Linked DNA regions of Homo sapiens: region 1 is linked to region 2. A link is an interaction called in ENCODE POLR2A ChIA-PET data of the cell type or tissue named here. Cell type or tissue: OCI-LY7. All regions are shown on one strand.

The links. Peaks named below come from ENCODE experiments on the same cell type or tissue, not always from the same donor. Only the 100,000 strongest peaks of a DNase experiment are listed, where the experiment ranks them.
Region 1: POLR2A ChIA-PET joins it to region 2 with 5 read pairs; 5 of 35 experiments call an interaction of 5 or more read pairs at or near these places.

Annotation. Positions count from the first base shown.
Region 1 is chr7:73,525,080-73,530,079 of GRCh38, reverse strand. No RefSeq gene overlaps it. Among named protein-coding and RNA genes, the nearest start is that of BAZ1B, 5.3 kb to the right of the region's middle. RefSeq lists an enhancer at 4,291-4,360. In OCI-LY7, a CTCF peak has its summit at 2,764; DNase peaks (open chromatin) are centred at 3,019 and 4,369; H3K4me3 peaks cover 2,166 bases; H3K27ac peaks cover 3,576 bases.
Region 2 is chr7:73,424,787-73,429,786 of GRCh38, reverse strand. No RefSeq gene overlaps it. Among named protein-coding and RNA genes, the nearest start is that of FZD9, 6.5 kb to the left of the region's middle. RefSeq lists an enhancer at 504-1,225. In OCI-LY7, a CTCF peak has its summit at 1,104; no DNase peak of the experiment used is centred here.

The sequences.
Region 1 (5,000 bases), 100 kb before region 2:
CCCAAAGTGCTGGGATTACACGCGTGAGCCACTGTGCCCGGCCCCGAACTTGTCCAGCCCCAGCCCTTTTTCAAGGAGCCCTGGATCTTTTTAGGGGGGAATCTTTTTAATTTTTTTATATTTTGAGACAGGGTCCCACTCTGTCATCCAGGCTAGAGGGCAGGGGGGCAATCACAGCTCACTGCAGCCTTGACCTCCCAGGCTCAAGTGATCTTCCCACCTCAGCCTCCTGAGTAGCTGGGGCTACAGGTACATGGCACCATGCCTGGGTAAATTTTAAAAATTATTTGTAGAGACAGGATGTTACTATATTGCCCAGGCTGGTATCAAACTTCTGGGCTCATGCAATCCTCCTGCTTCAGCCTCCCAAGGTGCTGGGATTACATGCAACAGCCACCATACCTGGCTGGCGTAGTATTTTAAAACCTAGATAGGCCAGTGCAGTGGCTCACAACTGTAATCCCAGCACTTTGGGAGGCCAAGGCGGGCATACTGCCTGAGGTCAGGAGTTGGAGACCATCCTGGCCAACATCGTGAAACCCTGTCTCTACTAAAAAAAAAATACAAAAAATTAGCCAGACATGGTGGCAGGCACCATTAATCCCAGCTACTTGGGAGGCTGAGGCAGGAGAATTGCTTGAACCTGGGAGGCGGAGGTTGCGGTGAGCTGAGATTGGGCCATTGCGCTCCAGCCTCGGCAACAATATGGAAACTCCATCTCAAAAAAAAAGAAAAACAAAAAACAAAACAAAACAAAAAAACTGGCCGGGCATGGTGGCTCACGCCTGTAATCCCAGCATTTTGGGAGGCCGAGGCAGGCGGATCACCTGAGGTTGGGAGTTCGAGACCAGCCTAACCAACATGGAGGAACCCCATGTCTACTAAAAATACAAAATTAGCTGAGCATAGTGGCACATGCCTGTAATCCCAGCTACTCTGGAGGCTGAGGCAGGAGAATTGCTTGAACCCAGGAGGCGGAGGTCGTGGTGAGCAGAGGTCGCGCCATGGCACTCCAGCCTGGGCAACAAGAGCGAAACTCCATCTCAAAAAAAAGAAAGAAAAAAACCAGCTGGGTGCAGTGGCTCACACCTGTAATCCCAGCACTTTGGGAGGCTGAGGTGGGTGGATCACGAGGTCAGGAGTTCAAGACCAGCCTGGCCAAGATGGTGAAACCCCGTCTCTACTAAAAAACAAAAGTAGCTTGGTGTGGTGGCAGGCACCTGTAATCCCAGCTACTTGGGAGGCTGAGGCAGGAGAATCGGTTGAACCTGGGCGGCAGAGGTTGCAAGGTTGCAGTGAGGCAATATTGCGCCACCGCACTCCAGCCTGGGTAATACAGTGAGACTCCGTCGCAAAAAAAAAAAAAAAAAAAAAAAAAAAACCTAGATAAACCTAGGTTTTGATAGCATAAGGAGTTTGAGGGCAGAAGTACCAAGATGGTGGATGGATTGTGGAGGGCCTTGAAGGTTAGGCCACAGTTTGGTTTAATTCTGTTTGCTTTAAGGAGCCATCCATTGGAAGCTGTAAACATTAGAGTGCCACGGTGTGCTGGATACCATGGAGAGGAAAGAGAGGGGAGGCAGGGAGACAGATGGGAAGGACAGTGCCTGCCGGATGTGTTTGCATATATTGAGAGAAGAGTTACAGTTCTGTCAGTCTGGGGACAGAGCAGAGATAGGTCCAGAGAAAACGAAGTAAAAACAGACTGAAGTCATCCAGAGACAACAAAAGAAAGGAAATGTAATGAGTTTACCACATGAATCATCTGAATAATGCATAATCATAAGTTATACGCTGCATGCTGATTTAGCCAATTGCAATATAATTCTTTTGGGAATATGTTTGCATATGTGCGTGGTGTTTGTGGGGCTAAGTTCTCATCTTCCACTGAAGAAAGTCAATAGCTAATATTTATAACTGAAAAACTAGGCCAGGCGCGGTGGCTCACGCCTGTAATCCCAGCACTTTGGAAGGCCGAGGTGGGTGGATTGTTTGAGCTCAGGAGTTCAGGACCAGCCTGGGCAACACAGCGAGCAAGACCCTGTCTCTACAAAAGATACAAAAATTAGGCTGGGTGCGGTGGCTCATGCCTGTAATCCCAGCACTTTGGGAGGCCGAGGCAGGTGGATCACTTGAGGTCAAGAGTTCGAGACCAGCCTGGCCAACATGGTGCAATACTGTCTCTACTAAAAATACAAAAATTAGCCAGGGGTGGCGGCAGGAGCCTGTAATCCCAGCTACTTGGGATGCTGAGGCAGGAGAATCGCTTGAGCCCGGGAGGTGGAGGTTGCAGTGAGCCAAGATTGCACCACTGCACTCCAGTCTGGGCAACAGAGCGAGACTTGGTCTCAAAAAAAAAAAAAAAAAAAAGATACAAAAATCAACTGGGTGGCACATGCCTGTGGTCCCAGCTACTCTAGAGGCTGAGGTGGGAGGACTGCTTGAGAAAGGGACTTCGAGGCTGCAGTGAGCTTTGATCACACCACTGCACTCCAGCCTGGGTGACACAGTGAGACCCTGTCTCAAAAAAAAAAAAAAAAAAAAAAGGAAAAAAAAACTGAAACTGAAAATAGCAGTATATGAATTATTAAAAATATAGAGCTAAAGACTAGAGGAAACGTTTAAGGAGTTGGAAATGGATGCCCAAGGGGAGCAGGAAGTGGTTAGAGGAGTGTGGCTGGGCTGCTTTTTGTAGGAGTATTTGATTTTCTTTGGAACTATGTTTTTATGTTTTTTAAAAATCCATCCATCTGCACACTGATATATGTTTCTTTTTGGAACTGTTTTCATTTTACCATGATAATACATAATTTGAATGCAACTGAAAACATTTTTTTAAGCAACAAGTCAGTATCATAGCAATTTTGGGCAGAAATAATAAAGGCCTGAAGCAGGTGCTGTGGAAAGACAGGAAGGGGAAACAGTTCAAGATTTTAGGCTGCTAGAATGGATGTTATCTAGTTGCCCCTGAGGCTGTGGAGCTCAAGAGAGAGGTCAGAGGCTGAGCCTGTGGGCTAAACAGGAAGGCGAAGCCATTAAGAGAAATAAAACCAGGGCCAGGTGCGGTGGCTCATGACTGTAATTACAGCACTTTGGGAGGCCAGAGTGAGAGGATCATTTGAGCCCAGGAGGCAGGAGTTTGAGAATAGCCCAGGCAATATATAGTGAGACGTGTCTTTATTAAAATATATATATATATATATATATATATTTTTTTTTTTTTAGATGGAGTCTCATTCTGTCACCCAGGCAGGAGTGCAGTGGCGCGATCTCGGCTCATTGCAACCTCCGCCTTCTGGGTTCAAGCGATTCTCCTGCCTCAGTCTCCCGAGTAGCTGGGACTACAGGCACACACCACCACACCCAGCTAAATTTTTATATTTTTAGTAGAGCCAGACAGGGTTTCACCATATTGGCCGGGCTGGTCTCCAACTCCTGACCTCGTGATTTGCCCGCCTCGGCCTCCCAAAGTGCTGGGATTACAGGCATGATCCACCCCTGCCCGGCCTAAAATAGTTTTTAAAATGTATTTTAAAAAAGAAAGAAAGAAAAAGAGCCAGGAGTGGTGGCTCACGCTTGTAATCCTGGCAGTTTGGGAGGCTTAGGTGGGTGGATCATTTGAGCTCAGGAATTTGAGACCATCCTGGGCAACATGGTGAGACCCTGTCTCTGCCAAAAACACAAAAAAAGAGCTGGGCATGGTGTTGTGTGCCTGTGGTCCCAGCTATTTGGGAGGCTGAGGTGGGAGGATCACTTGAGCCTGGGAGGTGGACGTTGCAGTGAGTTGAGATTGTGCAACTGCACTCCAGCCTGGGCAACAGAGTGAGACCCTATCTCAAAAACAAACTAATAATGTAGTCATTATAAAAACATAATCATAAAATATAGAAAAATATAAAGAAGAAAATCACATCAATTGTAATTCCAGTGAAAAAGGAGGGGTGAAAAAAAAGAAAAGAAAAAAAATTGTAATTCCAGGCCTGGTGCGGTGGCTTATGCCTGTAATCCCAGCACTTTGACAGGCTGAGGAGGGAGGAAACCTTGAGGCCAGGGGCTTGAGGCCAGCCTGGGCAACACAGTGAGACCCCATCCCCGTCACCGTCTCTACAAAAAAGAAAATACTTAGCAGGACATGGTGGTGTGTGCCTGTAGTCCCAGCTACTCTGGAGGCTGAGGATCTTGAGTCCAGGAGGTCGAGGTTGCAGTGAGCTGTGATCCCCCACTGCACTCACTCCAGCCTGGGCGACAGTGCAAGATCTTGTCTCAAAATGAGACAAAACGCAAAAACCATAAATCCATTTCCCCGAGATGAGCACTGTTCTTTATTTGGGGTCTCTTCATAAGCTCTATATGGTTCCTGAAGCTCAAGTTTCTGTACTGTGACCACCAAGCCCCACCTCCAGCTCCCACTTCCTCCCTCAGAATTTCCGGCTGTGTTCTGGATGGCTCTTCAGGGTACCTGGAGTTCACATGGCTGAAACCAAGCCCATTACCGATTTTCCCATCTCAGATCCCATCTTCACCAATCCCAGCAATGGATTCTAGCCCACAGCGGACCCAAGCGCTGAAATGATTATGGTGCCCAGTTCACATGTGCAAAGTGAGATGCTGTTCTGAAATATCAAATTGTTTTCTTTTGCTTTTTTTTTTTTTTTTTTGAGATGGAATTTCGCTTTATCGCCCAGACTGGGCACCATCTCAGCTCACTGCAACCTCTGCCTCCCGGGTTCAAGCAATTCTCCTGCCTCAGCCTCCCAAGTAGCTGGGATTACAGGTATGCGCCACCACGCCCGGCTGATTTTTGTATTTTTAGCAGAGACGGGGTTTTGCCATGTTGCCTAGACTTGTCTCAAACTCTTGGCCGCAAAGTATCCTCTCTCCTCAGCCTCCCAAAGTGCTGAGATTACAGGTGTGAGCCACCATGCCTAGCCCTGTAATTCCCTTCTAAGTAGTCACTCCGATTCAGCCATTACAGAATATATCAGGATGGTCACTTCCTT
Region 2 (5,000 bases):
GCAAGACCCCCTCTCTCCACAAAAAAACCCACAAAAAAACAACCATATTATTTCTCTGTATCTGGCCCCAAGGAGGCCTAGGTGCACAGATGATAGTGATGTGTGGCCCCAACTCCTGAGCCCCCAGCTGTCAGGGTGCCAGGAGGTGGGGCTCCCCTCCCACAGACTTGGGAGGTTCAGGCTGCTAGAAACCTCCCAGTGCTGGGGCTAGCCTAAGAGCCAGGTTTTGTGGGCCCCCGCCCCCATCTTGCCAGGGTGGAGAAGCGTCGGGGGGCCCTTCCTCTGGCAGCTTCGGTGGGCAGGGCGCCCCAGGGGCCGTGGGATGCCAGGCCTGTCACCATGGCAACGGCCGCGCCTGGGAAGCCAGAGGAGGGGAGTGGATGAGCTCCGCCCCCACGCAGATGCGGCCTGGGAGAGAAGAGGCCTCTGGCCTCCTGCCCACCCACCCGGCTTTGTCACCCGATCTCCCTCTTTACAAAGGTGGAACAATGCTCCTGGAGCTCACTGAAAGGGAGACTATGCGGAGGACCGGAGGACCGGAGGGGCCGGGAGGAGGGAGGTCACTATCAATGCCCATCTCCGGCACCCCTCCCTGGGCCGAGGGGCCCCCCTAACTCCTCCTCCCCCTGGGGAGAAGCCGTCCCTCCTGGGACCCCTGGCTGGGGCCAGTAGTTGTCCTGCATATGTGGGAAGGGACGCCCTCCTGACCTGTGTCCCTGCATCCCCAACCCTCCCCTCCCCGAACACATGTCAACCCCTAGAGGGTACACCCTCCCCTTCCTTTCCTGCCTCCTCCAGGATGACCCCCACTCAGCGCCCTGCGGACCCTCGTGCCCACCTCTGTGCCTTGCAGCCACCATGCTGCACCTGTGCCTTCATCCCCATGAGCCTGGGGAGGTCAGGGCCCTGGCTGTGCTCTGCAGCGTCTGGGAGCCTGCCCTGGAGTGGGCCCCCATAAATATCTGTTGTGTCTAAAGAATGTCAGAATGAGAAGAGGAGCAGAGATCCTTCTGGAATGGCTGAACTCTTGTGGGGCCTAAGGCTGGGGAAGGGGTATTGATTGGATTCTGGGGGAGAGAGGTGGCGGTGTGAGTAAGCAGGGACCAGAAAGGGGAATATCCTGCGCCTCCTTCAGGTGCCTGGGCTGCCCTACAGGAGAGGCTGTCTGTGGTCTCGGGGTACCCAGCAGGTCCACCCGACACACCTGCTCCCTGGGGCAGGATGGGCAGGAGCACCAGTGTGTTCCTGCGGAGGCAGGTGCCAGTTAGTGTGTGTGTGTTGGGTGGGGGGCTGTGTGTCTGTCTGTGTGTGTGTGTCTCTGTGTGTGTCTCTGTGTGTGTGTCTCTGTGTGTGTCTGTGTCTCTGTGTGTGTCTCTGTGTGTGTGTGTGTGTCTCTGTGTGTGTATGTGTGTCTCTGAGTGTGTGTGTCTGTCTCTGTGTGTGTGTGTCTGTGTGTCTCTGTATGTGTGTCTCTGTGTGTGTGTGTCTGTGTGTGGGGGTGTTCTGTGTGTGTGTCTGTGTGTGTGTCTGTGTGTATCTCTGTGTGTGTGTGTATGTCTTTGTGTGTCTCTATGTGTGTATGTGTGTGTATCTGTGTGTGTCTGTGTCTGTGTGTGCATCTGTGTGTCTGTGTGTGTGTCTCTGTGTGTATGTGTGTGTCTCTGTGTGTGTGTGCGTGTCTTTGTGTGTGTGGTTCTGTGTGTGTCTCTGTGTGTGTGTCTGTGTGTGTCTCTGTGTGTGTCTGTGTGGCTCTGTATGTGTGTCTCTGTGTGTGTGTCTCTATGTGTCTGTGTCTGTGTGTGTGTCTGTGTGTGCGCATCTGTCTGTGTGTGTGTCTGTGTGTGTGTGCGTCTGTGTGTGTGTGTGTGTCTCTGTGTGTGTAGGTTAGGTGTACACACAGGGTCCATGCAGGTGCCTGTTTACTCCTGTGTGTGCACCTGTGCCCAGGTACACAGGCTGTGCACAGGGGCGGGGCTGGAAAGACCCCGGGTGTGGCTCAGGGAATATTTTCCCTTCTGTAGCTTGAGCCCTGGTTCTAACTGAGTTTCCCTTTATGAGCTATCAAGGGCTATACTAGACTGTCTGTTCCATTTTTTCTTTTTTTTTTTTTTCGAGACCAAGTCTCACTCTGTTGCCTAGGCTGGAGTGCAGTGGCATGATCTCGGCTCACTGCAACCTCCGCCTCCTGGGTTCAAGCGATTCTCCTGCCTCAGCCTCCAGAGTAGCTGGGATGACAGGCGTGCGCCACCACACCTGGCTAGTTTTTGTATTTTTAATAGAGACGGGGTTTCACCATGTTGATCGGACTGTTCTCGAACTCCTGACTTCAGGTGATCCACCCTCCACGGCCTCCCAGAGTGCTGGGATTACAGGTGTGAGCCATTGCACCTGTCCCAATTTGATGATTTTTGACCTATGGATTATATGTATGCAGTCTTCATCAGGATTGGTCCACATAATGAACATATTCCAGTTAAAATGCAAATATCTTACTGGAAAGTAGCACATTAAAATGTTAATAACTGGCCAGTCTTGGTGGTTCACGCCTGTAATCCCAGCACTTTGGGAGGCCGATGTGGGAAGATCGTTTGAGCCTGGGGGTTTGAGAGTAGACTGGGCAACATAGCGAGACCCCATCTCTACCAAAAATTTAAAAACTAGGCAGGTGTAATGGTGTGCAACTGTGGCCCTAACTACTCGGGAGTCTGAGGCAGGAGGATTGGTTGAGCTGGGAGGTCGAGGCTGCAGTAAGCTGTGATCTTGCCACTGCACTCCAGCCTGGGCAGCAAAGTGAGACCCCATGTCTACAAAAAAAGGAAAAAATTAACCGAGTATGGTAGCACACACCTGTAGTCCCAGCTACTTGGGAGGCTGAGGCAGGAGGATCACTTGGGCCCAGGAGGTCGAGGCTGCAGTGAACTATGGTTGCAATCACCACTGCACTCCAGCCTGGGCACAGAGACCCTGTCCAAAAAAAAATTAATAACTAGTACATACTACAGTATAGTGTGAAAGGAGCTTAATCATAACTACCATTTATTAAATATTAATTTGTATGTCATTTAATCCTGACAATACCTTATGAGGTGATTATTTATTTATTTTTGTTGAGACAGAGTCTCGCTTTGTCACCCAGGCTGGAGTGCAGTGGCGTGATCTTAGTTCACTGCAACCTCTGTCTCCCAGGTTCAAGTGATTCTCCTGCCTCAGCTTCCTGAGTAGCTGGGATTACAGGAATGCGCCACTACGCCCAGCTAAATTTTTTGTATTTTTAGTAGAGACGGAGTTTCACCATGTTGGCCAGGCTGGTCTCTCCATGTTGGCCTCTCCTGACCTCAAGTGATCCACCCACCTCGGCCTCCCAAAGTGTTGGGATTACGGACATAAGTCACTGCACCTGGCTGGTGGTTATTTTTTATTCTCATTTTTAGATGAGGACATTGATATTTAGAGAGAATTGAAGCAACTTGGGCAAGTGATAATGCCAGGATTTTTTTTTTTAAGACAATGACTGGGCATGGTGGCACGTGCCTGTAGTCCCAGCTACTCCAGAGGCTGAGGCGGGAGAATTGCTTGAAGCCAGGAGGCGGAGGTTGCAGTGAGCCAAGGTCGCACCACTACACTCCAGTCTGGGCGACGGAGTGAGACTCTGCCTCAAAAAAAAAAAAAAAAAGACAGCGAGTATATTTATCACCCCAAAAGTTTTCTTGTGCCCTCCCTCCCTTCCTTGCATCTATAGTCAGGCAGCCAATCACTGCACTACATTTTGTCATGACAGATTAGTTTGCATTTGTTATATAGAATATAATGTTATGATTTTATGTCACTGTTTTTTTTTTTGAGACAGAGTCTTGCTCTGTCACCCAGGATGGAGTGCAGTAGCGCGATCTCGGCTCACTATAACCTCTGCCTGATTTTATGTCACTTTTTAATAGGGGACATTAAGTGAGCACTTACTCCATGCCAGGCAATGGCCCTTTTGTGCCTCTGCAGCACACAGCACAGACTAGACTGGGTTCGGGGGACACAAGATGAGCCAAATTTGGGACCGGGCATAGTGGCTCATGCCTGAATCCCAGTGCTTTGGGAGGCCAAGGTGGGAGGATCACTTGAGGCCAGGAGTTTGAGACTAGCCTGGGCAACATAGTGAGACCCTATCTCTCTATATATATTTTTTAAATTAGCAGGGCATGGTGGCACATGCCTGGAGTCCCAGCTACTCGGGAGGCTGAGGCGGTAGGATGGCTTGGGCCCAGGAGGTTGAGGCTACTGTGAACTATGATCGCGCCACTGCACTCCAGCCTGGGCATGGAGCAAGACCCCATCTCTCTCAAAAACAAAAAAAGATTCAGCTCCTGCCCTAGGGTGGCTCAAGATCAGCTGGAGTGACAGACAGAGCAGTGACCACTCTGGTGTCAGCTGATGCCCATGATTAGAGAGAGAAGCTGTGGGGGCTGGAGTCAGCAAAAACAATGCAGGAGCTGAATCTCAAAACCCAGTGGGAGCCAGGTAGAAGAGAGGGAAGGGTGTTGTTGACAGAGGGACCAGCCTCTGCAAAAGCACTGGCGAGAAACAGGAAGTAGCCCACTTCATGCTGCGGGTCTGGAAAGCCAGGATCTTCCCTCGGGCAATGAGGAGCCTTAGAAGGTTTTTCTTGTTTGTTTTATTTTGTTTTGTTTTTGGTTTTTTAGACGGAGTCTCGCTCTGTTGCCCAGGCTGGAGTGCAATAGCGCGATCTCGGCTCACTGCAATGGCACGATCTTAGCTCACTGCAACCTCTGCCTCCTGGGTTCAAGTGATTCTCCTGCCTCAGACTCCGGAGTAGCTGGGATTGCGCCACCATGCCCGGCTAATTTTTGTATTTTTAGTAGAGATGGAGTTTCACCATGTTGGTCAGGCTGGTCTCGAACTCCTGACCTCGTGATCCGCCGGCCTCTGTCTCCCAAAGTGCTGGGATTTCAGGCATGAGCCACCACGCCTGGCGGAGCCACAGGTTTTAA